Linked DNA regions of Homo sapiens: region 1 is linked to region 2. Evidence: read pairs that join two places in POLR2A ChIA-PET (ENCODE). Cell type or tissue: HepG2. All regions are shown on one strand. Links, peaks and the distances in the headings refer to the core of each region. The heading gives the core; the rest is flanking DNA.

What was found. ChIA-PET counts read pairs that join two places held together with the same protein. Peaks named below come from ENCODE experiments on the same cell type or tissue, not always from the same donor. Only the 100,000 strongest peaks of a DNase experiment are listed, where the experiment ranks them.
Region 1: POLR2A ChIA-PET joins it to region 2 with 6 read pairs; 1 of 35 experiments calls an interaction of 5 or more read pairs at or near these places.

The regions. Positions count from the first base shown.
Region 1 is chr11:63,806,509-63,813,356 of GRCh38, reverse strand. No RefSeq gene overlaps it. Among named protein-coding and RNA genes, the nearest start is that of SPINDOC, 3.5 kb to the left of the region's middle. RefSeq lists silencers at 1-265, 1,526-1,820. In HepG2, for the core only: no CTCF peak of the experiment used is centred there; a DNase peak (open chromatin) is centred at 2,766; H3K4me3 peaks cover 827 bases.
Region 2 is chr11:65,060,688-65,068,867 of GRCh38, reverse strand. It overlaps a transcript of NAALADL1 not described here and a transcript of CDCA5 not described here. Among named protein-coding and RNA genes, the nearest start is that of NAALADL1, 6.2 kb to the right of the region's middle. RefSeq lists a silencer at 1,817-2,111. In HepG2, for the core only: no CTCF peak of the experiment used is centred there; no DNase peak of the experiment used is centred there; H3K4me3 peaks cover 653 bases.

The DNA.
Region 1 (6,848 bases), core at 579-4,578, 1.3 Mb after region 2:
CGCGCGTGGCCCCGCCCCGGGCACGCGGCCCCGTTAGAAACCCTGGACCCGGGAGGCGGCGGGAAGGGCCGAGGGGACCCGGGGCCACCCGGTGCGCAGAGGCAGAGGGGCCCCCAAAACCCGCAACGCGGGCCCCTCAGTCTGCGGGCCAAGCCCGGGGTTTCCCTCCATTAAGAAGTCAGTTGGGCGTTTCTGCTGGCGTGGAGAGCGCTACCAGGTGCCCCCGGATTTTGATCGGGAGTCGCTTTTGCCTTTCCGTGGACAAGCCTTCCTCCGCCAGCAGATGCCCCGGGCAGGAAGAGAAGCGGTGGGTGAGTGGAAAGGGCCTTGGTATGGAAACGCAGAGACCGAATTCCTTCTCATCTGCCAGCTCCGTGGCCGTGGGCACATTATCTGTTTTCTTAGTCCGGCTCATCGTTTCTTTCAAAAACCATTTTGGACCCTTCTGGGAAGGCAAAGAAGAGAAGCAGAGTGGACTGTGAGCGGACATAAACCACCCTGATGGGTATGATTTCCATTTTTGGCACGGGAGTCCGGAGATTTTGTGACCCTCTCCAAGGACACACAGCAATCCCTTGAGAGCCCCAAGACCAGAGTCCAGTTGCCATGACATTGCTGCCCTATAACCACACTCTGGGTGAGCTTTTACTTCTGTGACATGGAATGTGCATCTCCCTCTTCTATAGCAACCCTCATGAGATTTCAGCTCAGAAAATGCAAAATGTCTGACACTGAAAATCCATCTTCGAATGTCGTTATATCAGACCAGACACAGTAGTATTCAGAATCGCGTAGTAGGATGGGGGTGTGAGAAGAGGTGTGAACTAGTCTATATGGATTGCAGTCAATTTTTTAATTTTTTTTTTTTTGAGACAGAGTCTCGCTCTGTCACCAGGCTGGAGTGCAGTGGCGCTATCTCGGCTCACCACAACCTCCGCCTCCCAGGTTCAAGCTATTCTCCCGCCTCAGCCTCCTGGGTAGCTGGGACTACAGGCACGTGCCACCATGCCCGGCTAATTTTTGTATTTTTAGTAGAGACGGGGTTTCAGCATGTTGGCCAGGATGGTCTTGATCTCTTGACCTCATCATCCGTCTGCCTCGGCCTCCCAAAGTGGGATTACAGGCGTGAGCCACCGCGCCTGGCCTTGCAGTCTATTTTTAAGGGAATTATTTTGTTATGTGCAAGTGTATCTGATATTTTAAAGGTTTTACAACAAAGGTATTACCAAGCCTGTTTAACTATTTCTGCTGAATGGTCATTCTCTACCATTTGCTACAGATCCCTTCCGTGCCCCTCTGCTCTGCTCTGTATTGCAGTGGGCTGAGTCTTGCGGGGGGCAGTTTCTCAGGCTCCCAGAGCATCTGGCTTCAGGCCTCGGTTTAGCCAATGGGAGGCAGTGGCAGGAGAAGAGAAGGCAGGAGGAAAGAAAGAGCCATGGTATTTCTTCTCTTTCTCTCTCTTGCTCAGGCTCAGGTGACATCTCCAGCAGCAGATGAGGCCTCTCTGTGGCTCCAGCTCATGGATAGGTAGCTGTGGTCCCAACATCTGTAGGATGATCCATGCCCCTGGGCTCTACTCAGTCCACCTCCTCTTTTTGTCCCTGCAGGTTAGGAGTTGTAGGCAGCTTCTTGCTTTTGCCAGTCTCTGTACTGCCTCTCTCTGTCCCCTGCTGGGCTTTCCAGACCTCCCTGTTAACCCCTGTTAATCGTGTCACCAAAACCCTGCATTACATTCTCTCTGTTTTCAATACTTAAAGTGGTTCCCTCCTGGCGGGGCGCAGTGGCTCCCAACTGTAATCCCAGCAGTTTGGGAGGCCAAGGCAGGTGGATCACTTGAGGTCAGGAGTTCGAGACCAGCCTGGCCAACATGGTGAAACCCTGTCTCTACCATAAGAAAAAAGAAAAAAGAAATTAGCCCGGCATGGTGGTGTGTGCCTGTAATCCCAGCTACTTACGAGGTTGAGTCAGGAAGATTGCTTGAGCCCAGGAGGCGGAGGTTGCAGTGAGCCAAGATCATGCCGCTGCACTTGACTCCAGCCTGGGCGACAGAGCTAGATTGTCTCAAAAAAAAAGTGGTTCCTATTTTCCTGGTTGAACCTTGAGTGATACACCCAGTATTGTACCACCCAATTAGTAGACATTATTTCTTTTAGGTCATATTATTCTCAGCTTATAGAGCAAGAAGTTGAAGCTTAAAGGGTTAGATTACTTGCCCAAGGTAATACAGCAAGAATCTTATTTCATCCAACCTAGAGTGAATATTTCCCCCACATTTTAATATCCCTCAAATGGTGATGCTTTCTATAATCAACATCAACGTGAAGTTTAGGACTGAAGTTTAGGACTATCAAGAAAGTGAAAGATGGCTTTTCTGGCATTCAGACTGTGCTGTTACCAGCAGAAAGTAAGCTATGTTTAGAATGAGACATAGATGAAGCCACTTCATGACCACAAAGTGACTTCGCCTTTTTTTTTTTTTTTTTTTTTGAAATGGAGTCTCACTCTGTCACCCAACCTGGAGCGCAGTGGTGCAATCTCGGCTCACTGCAACCTCCGCCTCCCGGGCTCAAGCAATTCTCTGCCTCAGCCTCCCAAGCAGCTGGGATTACAGGCGCCTGCCACCACACTTGGCTAATTTTTGTATTTTTAGTAGAGTCAGGGTTTCACCATCTTGTCCAGGCTGGTCTTGAACTCTGACCTTGTGATCCTCCTGCCTCGGCCTCTCAAAGTGCTGGGATTACAGGCGCGAGCTACTGCTTCCGGCCTTTTTTTTTTTTTTTAAAACGGAGTTTTGTTCTTGTTGCCCAGGCTGGAATGCAATGGCGCAATCTCAGCTCACTACAACCTCCGCCTCCCAGGTTCAAGATTCTCCTGCCTCAGCCTGCCGAGTAGCTGGGATTACAGGCATGCGCCATCACACCTGGCTAATTTTGTATTTTTAGTAGAGACGGGGTTTCTCCATGTTGGTCAGGCTGGTCTCGAACTCCGACCTCAGGTGATCCGCTTGTCTCGGCCTCCCAAAGTGCTGGGATTATAGGTGTGAGCCGCTGCTCCTGGCCGACTTTGCCTTTTTTTAAAAAAAGAATTTTTTTTTTTTTAGAGATGGGGTTTCACCATGTTGTCCAGGCTGGACTCAAGCAATCCACCTGCCTCAGCCTCCCAAAGTGCTGGAAAGTAGGTGTGCGCTACTGTGCCCGGCCTGACTTCACCTTTTTTGGAGCAATTGCTATTTCTCTTTAGCAAAAATTACTGTAGTCCAGGCTGGGCGTGGTGGCTTACACCTGTAATCTCAGCACTTTGGGAGGCCAAGGCGGGCTGATCACTTGAACCCGGGAGGCAGAGGTTGTAGTGAGTCGAGATTGCGCCACCGCAATCCAGCCTGGGTGACAGAGCGAGACTCCATCTCCAAAAAAAAAAAAAAAAAAGATACCCAGTTTCTGAACTGCCCCTGTTTCTTGACAGCATTCAATCCTGAACCAGTTCCATTTCCCTAATTCTTCCATAGAACTATGGGAACGAGGCCAAATTTAAGGAGTTTCCTGAGGGTGCCTTGAGGGTTTCCCTGGGATGTATTCTCCTTCACTGCAGCAAATTAAACCTAATTTTGGTTACAAGTGTGTTCCTGGTGGTCCTTGGTCACAGGGCTTTGACAACCCCAACCAATTTATTTTGCCTACATTTTCATGTATATGAAGAGTGATATATCATGAAAACCTATGTTAAAATATCAACAAATCTAGGGCCAGGTGCAGTGGCTCACACCTATAATCCCAGCACTTTGGGAGGTCAAGGCGGGAGGCCAGGAGTTCGCAACCAGCCTGGCTAACATGTCCAAACCCAGTTGCTACAAAAAATACAAAAATTAGCTGGATGGCTGGGCGTGGTGGCGCACGCCTGTAATCCCAGCACTTTGGGAAGTCAAGGCGGTTGGATCACCTGAGATTCGGAGTTCGAGACCAGCGTGGCCAACATGGTGAAACCCTGTCTCTACTAAAAATGCAAATAATTAGTCGGGTGTGATGGCGGGCACCTGTAATCCCAGCTACTCAGGAGGCAGAGGCAGGAGAATCGCCTGAACCCAGGAGGCGCAGGTTGCAGTGAGCTGAGATTGTGCCATTGTACTGCAGCCTGGGCAACAAGAGGGAAACTCCATCTCAAAAAAAAAAAAAAAAAAAAAATTGCCAGGCACAGTGGCTCATGTCTCTAATCCCAGCACTTTGAGAGGCCGAGGCAGGGGAATCACCTGAGGTCAGCAGTTCGAGACCGTCCTGGCTAACATGGTGAAACCCCATCTCTATTAAAAGTACAAAAAATCAGTCGGGTCTGGTGGTGGGCCCCTGTAATCCCAGCTACTCAGGAGGCTGAGGCAGGAGAATCACTTGAACCCAGGAGGTGGAGCTTGCAGTGAGCTGAGATTGGGCCATTGCACTCCAGGCTGAGCAACAAGAGCAAAACTCTGTCTCAAAAAAAAAAAAGGCCGGGCGTGGTGGCTCATGCTTGTAATCCCAGCACTTTGGGAGGCCGAGGTGGGTGGATCATGAGATCAGGAGATCGAGACCATCCTGGCTAACATGGTGAAACCCCATCTCTACTAAAAATACAAAAAATTAGCTGGGCGTGGTGTCAGGCGCCTGTAGTCCCAGCTACTTGGGAGGCTGAGGCAGGAGAATGGCATGAACCTGGGAGGTGGAGCTTGCAGTGAGCCGATCTCACGCCACTGCACTCCAGCCTGGGCGACAGAGTGAGACTCCGTCTCAAAAAAAAAAAAAAAAAAATTAGCTTGGTGTGGTGGAGTGCCCCTGTAATCCCAGCTACCTTGATGTCTGAGGCATGAGAATCGCTTGAATCTGGGAGTTGGAGGTTGCAGTGATCTGTGATTGTGCTACTGCACTCCTGCCTCGGCACTCCTGCCTCGGTGACAGGGCAAGACTCTGTCTCAAAAAAAAAAAAGAAAAAAAATCTGCAAGTCTAAAAGAGCTCTTTTTTTTGTTGTTGTTGGGACAGAGTCTCACTCTGTCTCCCAGGCTGGAGTACAGTGGCACGATCTCGGCTCACTGCAACCTCCATCTCCCAGGTTTCAGTGACTCTCCCATCTCAGCCTCCTGAGTACCTGTGATTACAGGCGTCCGCCATCACACCCGGCTAATTTTTTGTATTTTTAGTAGAGATGGGGTTTCACCATGTTGGCCAAGCTAATCTCGAACTCCTGATCTCAAGTGATCCGACTGCCTTGGTCTCCCAAAGTGCTGGGATTACAGGCATGAGCCACTGCACCGGCCTAAAAGAGCTCTTTTAATTTTTTTTTTTTTTTTTTTGAGACAGAGTCTTGCTCTGTTGCCCAGGCTGGAGTGCAGTGGCGCTATCTTGGCTCACTGCAACTTCCACCTCCCGGGTTCAAGCGATTCTCCTGTCTCAGCCTCCTGAGTAGCTGGGATTACAGGCATGTGCCACCATGCTCAGCTAATTTTTGTATTTTTAGTACAGACGAGGTTTCATCATGTTGGCCAGGCTGGTCTTGAACTCCTGACTTCAAGTGATCTACCCACCTCGGCCTCCCACAGTGATGGGATTACAGGCATGAGCCACCGAGTCTGGCCAAAAGAGCTCTTTTAATAAACGTAAAATAAAATTCCAAGTGATAAGAGATCATTGTCATAGTTTGGCAGTATTTTTTTCTTTGGGGATACATAAAATAATGGTTCATCTTGCAAACCATGATGTCCTAGATTTAATGAAATGTGGCTAGTTGCTAAGGCAGGACCCAACCCTAGCTCTATCCCCTGTCCTTGCTCTTAAACACTGCAATGCTTAGATGAAGAAACCAAATCAAACAACATGAAAGTCACAGAAGCGAATTGGTCGGCCTGCAAAGCCAGGCCTTCTGCCTTGCATACCTGCTCTGCTGAGCAAACCTTCTCTGCGCTGAGCTCTGAGGGAAGACTCCAGACCATCTTCAGTGGAGTTATTAGGAATTCCAGGAATTCTCCTCCACCAGCTACACAGCTACATAGAAAGTGCCATATACAGGAATCAAATTTTTGTTTGTTTGTTTGTTGTAGAGGCAGAGTCTGGCTCTGTCACCCAGCCTGGAGTACAGTGGCGAAATCATAGCTCACCACAGCCTCGAACTCCTGGGCTCAAGCGATCCTCCCGCCTCAGCCTCCCAAAGTGCTGGGATTACAAGTGTGAGTCACTGTGCCTGGCCAAGAATTGGAATTTATTTATTTAATTTATTGTTATTATTACATATATATTTTTGAGGTGGAGTCTTGCTCTGTCGCCCAGGCTAGAGTGCAGTGGCACGATCTCTGCTCACCGCAGCCTCTGCCTCCTGGGTTCAAGCAGTTCTCCTGCCCCAACCTCCTGAGTAGCTAGGATTACAGGTGCGCGCTACCATGCCCAGCTAATTGTTTGTATTTTTTTTTTTTTTTTTTGAGACAGAGTCTTGCTCTGTAGCCCAGGCTGGAGTGCAGTGACGTGATCTTGGCTCACAGCAAGCTCCACCTCCCGGGTTCACACCATTCTCCTGCCTCAGCCTCCCGAGTAGCTGGGACTACAGGCGCCCGCCACCACGCCTAGCTAATTTTTTTGTATTTTTAGTAGAGATGGGGTTTCACCGTGTTAGCCAGGATGGTCTTGATCTCCTGACCTTGTGATCCACCCACCTCAGCCTCCCAAAGTGCTGGGATTACAGGCGTGAGCCACTGCGCCTGGCTAATTGTTTGTATTTTTCGTAGAGATGAGGTTTCACCATATTGGCCAGGCTGGTCTGGAACTCCTGACCTGGTGATCCACCTGCCTCGGCCTCCCAAAGTACTGGGATTACAAGTGTGAGCCAATGCGCCTGG
Region 2 (8,180 bases), core at 2,353-6,352:
GTTTTTTAGTGTAAGTATATCCCAAACATTGTGTGAGACAGATACTGAAAAAGTATCCATTTTCAGCTGAAATTCAGATTTCACTGGGCCTATATTGTATTTACTAAATCTGGCAACTTTCACTTTGAGGGGGTCTGGCTTGCTGGACAGAGCTGGTGATAGACGCTCGCCAGGCTGGAAGCCGCCCCCTAAAAACCAGACCAGGCTAGAAATGGCATAGCGGGGATGGTAGATGTGAGTGACTAGCAGGCTTCTGTCTCTCTCAGTCTCTTAGGGGCAGACAAAGAGCCCACTCCAAGCTGGCCAACAAGCCAGTGGTGCAGCCTGTTGAGGAGCAAGAACCCAAGGGCCCTCAGGCTTCCGAGGAGCGGAACTTGGAGGTGATGGGAAACCCCAGGGCCTCCTAAGGCAGTGGGCAGGGGAGGCAGGAGAGCTGGAGAAATTCTTCCTGTATCTGAATGGAGGCCTGAACCCCCGTCGTCACACCCAGCTTCCAGCTGTCAGGGCGTCCAGGCCCAGCTCCTGGGTTCAGGGCTGAGGAATGGGTGCAGGGGAGTTCAGCGCTGGAGGGCCTCCTGGACAGGTCCCATTCATACCTCCTACCAGGCTTTCCCTACAGGGTGGGGGATACAGACGATGGGGCCCCTGAAAGACAGGGAGATGGCAAGGATGGGGGGTGTGGGAGGACCCAGGCTCTTGGGTGAGCAGCCGTGACCCTCTCCAGTCACCTTGGCGCTTTCTCTGCAAAGCCACCTTCCTCAGAACAACTGGAACCCACCGTCACGTTCCTGTTTACACTCCTGAACACCTCTGAGCCCACTGAGCCAAAAGACCCTGAATCGTAAGGCTGCATGAGAGAGAGAGAGAGAGAGAGAGTGCCCATGCAGGCACATGCAGGCACGCACAAAACTGGGGGAGGTGGATGGTGTTTCTCCCCACCCCACACCCAGAAACATTCAAACCTGGGCTAGGACTCAGTCCTGGCCCGTGCAGAGAGGAGGCCCAGAGAGGCCTGCTGAAGCCGGGGCCTTTGGCTGGGCACCCCCACACCACCCACCCACTTCCCTCATCCCCTAGACCCTCTGGCCTGACCTTCACTACCCACTTGCTCCAGGGACTCGGAGATCCAGGAGTACCAGTTCTTAGATCAGGAGGACTGGGGCCCCCAGCGGACCTCAAAGGAGATCAGGCAGTTGCAGAATGACTGCATGAGGTGATCTGGGCGGGCAGATGGGAGCGGGTAGGGTGACAGGGCTTCCCCCGACCAAGGCCAGGCCTGGCTTTCAGGTCAGGGCCCACGTGGCTGGTGAACGGGCATTCAGGAACCCCCACCTTTAATTGTCCAAGAACTTGAGGAGCGTTCAGTCTGGGGGAGGGGCTTGTTCTCTGGATGTCGGGCTCTGGAGCTGGGGTCCACACAATCCCATGGCCGCTCGCCCCTCTCAGGTAATGCTGGGGTCAGAGCCCCATCTGTCAGCAAAGGTCCTGAGGTGGGGGCAGGGCATGACGGAGGCTTCCAGGCCATAGACCTGAGTGATCAGCTCTCCCATTCATACACAGCTGACCTGGAGCGCCTAGGCAGGGCTGGTTCCAGCATTGGCCCTGTCACTGGCCTGGAGCCACAGAGAATCCTGTTGCAACCCTGCCTACAGCCCAAAGGAGCGGCTAGCCCTATACCACCCACCCCTTCCAAGGGGAGCCTCAGAGGGTTTCTAGCCCACCCACAGAAGCAGCCTGCCCTGCTCTTGCAAAGGAAGACAAAAAGCATAATTAGTCTCTCTCTCGGTCCCCTGCTACCAATCACTCAGGGAGAACAATTCCCATCCCACCTGTGGTTTTGCCGGGACAGGAAGACTGGGCTCTTACTGAAACACTGGTCCCAGGTGGCTATAGGACCAGGTGGCTGAAGCAGGAGGTGGGAGGGGTGGGGAGTGCTGCCTGGAACAAAAGCCTGGCTGAGGTGGGAGGGGTCTGTTTTTCAACCCTAGGCTTCGGGAGTCACTGAACACCACCCAAGTGCACAACCTGGCCCTGGGGGAGAAGCTGCAGAACCTGGTAAGACCCTGAGCCAGGACCCCATTTCTTTGTCTTGCCTCCTCCCTGCCTCCCAGCCCAGCTCTCCTAGAGGGGCTTCGGGTTGTCCTGCATGGCTGGCTACCCACCTCGAGCCCTGCAACCCTTTGTCCAGCCCACCTTATTGTATAAGAGCCTGAAGGAGGGAGCCCAGGCCATCCAGGAGGAGGCCCAGGCCATCCAGGATGAAGTGAAGGCCCTGCAGGAGGAAAGCCAGGCCCTGCCGGAGGTGGCTCTGCTCAGGTGTGCGGGCAGCCATGGCAGCGGGGAGGGAAGAGGCGGCTGCCCCATGCTGCTCACTCGAGCTGTCTCTGCCTGCAGTGACCCAAACCCCCGGAAGGCAGGTCTCCTCTTCAAGCTGCCTGACCTGCCCCACGACCACAGAGACCAGGGTCAGGCCTGGCCAGGCCCCAGGCCAGAGGTCGGACACCTCCTCGGGAGGCCGCTCCTTCAGCCAGCTCCTCCCTAGATCCCAGAAATAAACTTGGAAGCTAAGCTTCAGCTTCACCAAGTGTCTGTGGGCCCTGGGCTCAGGTGGGGAGCAGGAGGTCACCACGTCCACACTGAGCTCAGCCCCTCAGCCACCCTCTGACATCACCCCCACTCCCTCAGCTCACCCATTCTGCATCTACCCCTCCCCGACATGGCCCTGCCCTCCCCCGACCCCTCACAGAAGGTTCCAGGCCTGGTTGTTGTCAGCCTGGAGATGAGAGCTCAAGGGCGATGTTCCCAAGATAAGCACTGGGGTGAGGCCAGAAAGGGGCCGCAGTCCCTCCCCGGAGGATCTGGGTACCTGCTCTAACTCCAAAGTGCAGAAGGATACTGGGGTGTAGGCGGGGGAGGGATAGGGGAAGAGCCACTAACCATCTGGTGACCTTGGAAAAGTCCCTTCCCCTTTGTAAGTCATGGGGTTGGGGGGCAGAGAGAGGTGGTGGCAACTCCCCAAGGGCCCGCATCCTATACCCCTCAGGCCTGGAGATACATATCGATTTTGAGTTTCACCTCCAACCCAGGAGCCCTCTGGCCCAGGGCCTCCTGGGAGCCCCCAACCCCCCTCCACCAATGGGGTTGCAAAAAAGAATACAAAAAACTGACACGTATATAGTCAAGGGGGAGAAAGCAAGGAATCCTGATAGAAGATTGCTAAATTACATACAAAATTGGTTAATATTCTAAAGGGCATTTATTTTTAAAATCCCATAACCCGGGCTGGTCACAGTGGCTCACACCTGTAATCCCAGCACTTTGGGAGCCCGAGGTGGGCAGATCACCTGAGGTCAGGAGTTTGAGACCAGTGTGGCCAACATGGGAAAACCTGGTCTCTACTAAAAATACAAAAAGTAGCCAGGTGTGGTGGCACGTGCCTGTAATCCCAGCTACTTGGGAGGCTGAGGCACGAGAATCACTTGAATCTGGGAGGCTGAGGTTTCAGCGCACCAAGGTGGCACCACTGTACTCCAGCCTGGACGACAGAGCAAGACACTATCTCAAAAAAAAATTTTTTTTTTAATTTAAAATAAAATAAAAAGTCCCATAACTCTAAGGCTTGTATTATTCACTGGGCAGAAATCATTTTGCATCTTAATCAGTTTTCTGTAAAGTAACCTCTAACTTTACAGCATCTAGGTCTAATGGATGGTAAAAGATCCACCATGCAGAATTCCTTCGTTAATCCTCGTGTGACACGGAACGGGCTGGGGATGATCATTTTGCCTTATGTTCACTGTAGGGAGACAACAGCCAAGAGGATGGAAATTCAGGTTTGTGGCTTCTCCCCAGGCCTGGTTTGACTTACACCAGACTCCTAGGGATCAGGCCTGGGCAAAGTAACTGATGAAGTGCTTGATTAGTGACTATTTGATTCTGCCCCAGCTTCAGGCTGAATTGAGCTGAGCTAACATCTCTTTTCTTCATATTTTTACATTTTATTTTTATAAATAGAGACAGGGTCTTGCTATATTACTCAGGCTGGTCTCAAACTCCTGGGCTCAAAGAATCCTCCCGCCTCAGCCTGCCAACATGCTGGGATTACAGGCATTAGCTACCGCTCCCAGACTAACATCTCTGACTTAGCAGCCCACCCCTTCTGAGACTCTACCCTCCTCACCCGATGGCTGTAGGGATCCCAGACCTCCCCAACCACCTACTTCCTGACCTGTCCTTGACCAGGGGCCCTGCTGTACAAACAGCTGTCTTGCAATTTTCCCAAAGGGAATCATAGGGTACTGAGGTTGATGGTAGTTGGATCAACAGCTAAATCAATTACCCATTTAAGGACTTCTGTCAATAAGATGCAGTCATCAGCATGGTCCCATTTGATGTTTCCTTTAAAAGGACACAGAGAGAGACTAATTATGCTTTTTTTTTTTTTTTTTTTGCGACAGAGTCTTGTTCTGTCGCCCACGCTACAGTGCAGTGGCGCAATCTCAGCTCACTGCAACCTCTGCCTCCTGGCTTCATGCCATTCTCCTGCCTCAGCCTCCCGAGTAGCTGGGACTACAGGCACCCGCCACCATGCCTGGCTAGTTTTTTATATTTTTAGTAGAGACGGGGTTTCACCGTGTTAGCCAGGGTGGTCTCGATCTCCTGACCTTGTGATACACCTGCCTCGGCCTCCCAAAGTGCTGGGATTACAGGTGTGAGCCACTGCACCCGGCTAATTATGCTTTTATTTAATTATGTCTCAGCCTGGGACAGCGCTCGAATAAGGTTACATGAATACTGCTTGGCTGCAGGAAATGGAGTCTATTACGGAGCCCCCTCCCCAACCAGCTCCAAACCACAGAAGTGCTTATAGATTCGAATGCATCCTGGCCATGGTTCTGCAGCTCAGGGATCCTTCACTGGCTGTCCTGAGGTCAGTCCCTGCAGCCACTCCTGTTGACACTGCATCCAAGCAGTCCCAGCCCAGCCCAGAGGTTCCTGTCAAGGAAGGTCCCACAGCAAAGCTGCGTGGGCCCCAGGGTGTTACCTGGTCCTTTCATTCACACACATTTCTCCCAGTCAAAGGAGGCTACCATGTGAGTCACAAGCTGTGCCCACACCTCCTGGGCCTCTGTCATCAAGGCACTGGGCTTGGGTTAGCAAATCAGCCTCCTCTGTCTGGCTGGCACCATTTCTCTAGTGAGGGGCAGAATGGGATGCCTCTCTCCTGCCTAGTGATGGCAGGTGGGATAGCTTCGTGAATGTGCAGGCGCTGCATTCTACTCTCAGCTCCACCCCTTGCTGTCTGGTGTGACCTTGACTGAGTGCCTGGACACACATCTTCATCTGTAACATGGGGTTCCACTGTGTCCACCTCGGAGGATGAATGATTTTGTGTGGACTTGGTGCATTCCATGTGTTGGCGACTGTTATCTGATCTCCAGTGGATCTACCCTGGCCCCCAAACTGGCTTTGCAGGCCCAGTGGGAGCAGCTCTGAGTACCAGTGTTCCCAGCAGGCTCCCTTCCCCACTAAAGGGCCTGGTATTCCTGCCCAAGAGGGTGGCCAGACCCTGCAGCCTGGCAGGGCCTTCCTCCATCCTGCAACGTCATCCTTTGGGAACACCCAGCACTGAAAGTCTGTTAGATCCCATCCCCATCTTGTGAGGGCACCTGCGCCTGTTACGCAGGTGTCCTATGCATGGCTGCCTTGGCAGTCTGGTGGGGCTTACCCAGAGGGGATCTGCTTCCCAGGGGTCTCGTGCCCACCTTTTACATCTCTTATTGCTCTGAACACCCCTTGGACAGAAGACAGCTGGAGCAGGAGTGTTGAGTTGCTGTGCTGGCGTAGGTCAGCTTTGCCTCCAATCTACAAATACTTGTTGAGTGCCTCATAGGTGCCGGGCACTGCTCTGGACTCTGGGGCTTCGGCAGTGAATAAAACAAAGATGTCTGCCCTGGTAGAACTTACGCTCTGGGAGGGGCAGCAAGAAATAATGAACAAGTAACATGAGGATAGATGCAATGGAGAAAAATGAAGCCACAGAGGAAGAGGAAGCCTGAGGGAGGGGGAGGAATGCAATTTTATTTTATTTATGTATTTTTAAACATGGATTCTCACTATGTTGCCCAGGCTGGTCTTGAACTTCTGGACTCAAGCGATCTTCCTGCCTCAGCCTCCCAAAGTGTTGGGATTATAGGTATGAGCCACTGCACCCAGCCAGGAATGCAATTTCAGATAGAGTAGTCAGGGAAGAGCTCATTGAGAAGTGACATTTGAGCAAAGACACAAAGGACCTGAGGGAAGGAGCCCTGTGGACAGCTGGGGAGCAGGGTTCTAGGGAGCGGGAGCTGCCAACACAAAGGCACTGAGTCAGGAGTGTGCCTGGTAGGCTCAGGGGACAGTAGCAGGCCAGAGCTACAGGAGCCGTGAGTGAGGAGGACAGGGAGGGGACCGGGTCTGAGACATGAAGGGCTCTATGGCCACTGTCATGACTGTTACTCTGAGTGTAAAGGGAGACTTGGAGGGCTGTGAGCACGGTCGTGACATGGCGGACCTGGGTTTCACAAAGATGAGTCTGACTGCTATGTAGAGAAAAAAACTAGAGGGGACAAGAATACAATCAGAGAGGCCAGTTAAGAGGCCACTGCAGGCTGGGCACGGTGGCTCTCGCCTGTAATCCCAGCACTTTGGGAGGCCAAGGCGGGCGGATCACCTGAGGTTGGGAGTTTGAGACCAGCCTGACCAACATGGAGAAACCCTATCTTTACTAAAAACACAAAATTAGCTGGGCATGGTGGCGCATGCCTGTGATCCCGGCTACTCAGGAGGCTGAGGCAGGAGAATCACTTGAACCTGGGAGGCAGAGGTTGCGGTGAGCCGAGATCGCGCCATTGCACTCCAGCCTGGGCAACAAAAGCGAAACTCTGTCTCAAAAAAAAAAAAAAAAAAAAAAATTAGGCAGCTGGAAATACAAGAGTTCGGGGATGGGTTAGATTGGAGACATATACTTGCGGGTTTCTGGTCTATATTTAGTCATTTGTATTGGTTCTCCATTTTGCTGTGGTTTTTTTTGTTTTTTTTTTTTTTTTTTCTTGAGACGGAGTCTCACTCTGTCACCCAGGCTGGAGTGCAGTGGCGCTATCTCGGCTCACTGCAAGCTCTGCCTCCCAGGTTCACGCCATTCTCCTGCCTCAGCCTCCAGAGTAGCTGGGACTACAGGTGCCCGCCACCACGCCCGGCTAATTTTTTTGTATTTTGAGTAGAGACGGGCTTTCACCATGTTAGCCAGGATGGTCTTGATCTCCTCACCTCATGATCCGCACGTCTCCGCCTCCCAAAGTGCTGGGATTATAGGCGTGAGCCACCGCGCCTGGCCTATTTTGCTCGGTTATAATCACTCCAAAACCTAGTAGCCCAAAACCATAAACATGTATTATCTCACACAGTGTCCACAGGTTAAGAATCTGAAAGTGGCTTGGTTGGGTGGTACTGGCTGAGGGACTCTCGTGAGGCTGCAGTCAAGATTCCAGCAGGGGCCGCTGTATTCTGACGGCTTGGCTGGTGCTGGAGGACCCATTTCCAAGTTGGTTTATTCACAGGGCTGGCAAGTTAGTGCTGAATGTTGGCAGGAGGCTTTAGCGCCTCACCATGAGGCCTGTCCACAGGGCTGCTTGAGTGTCTTCACAACATGGTGTCCGGGAGGCCACGTGACTCTGCAGGCACATCCAGGGGCAAGGGTGCAGGCGCAGAAGAAGCAGAAAGTGAGTCAGAAGTAACCAGAATGGTGTTTTCCCAGTGGATGTGACCAAAGCAGAGAGGATTGGGGGTTAAGAGGGCTTCCAGGGCCTCAAACTGGGCAAGGTGAGTACACGTGGGAGGTGAAGGAGGGTGGGACGGAGGCAAGTGTGTGGGGCAGGTGGAGAGTGGGGAGGGAGCCAGCAGCAGTGCATTGCTGGTCCTGGAGGATTGAAGACCCCTTGGACCCAGAGCCATTGGGAGAATAAGGCAGGAAAATGAAAGGTGTTCATGTGCTCTAACTACCGTAAGTTATTTCTAGGAACTCCCACAATCCAGAATGTTCTGGGAGGGGCCATACCACCCACACAGCAAAGATGAAGGAAAGAAAATTGACTAAGTTAACGTCTGGTGCCTACAGCCATGTAGACACCAGTGGATTCCAA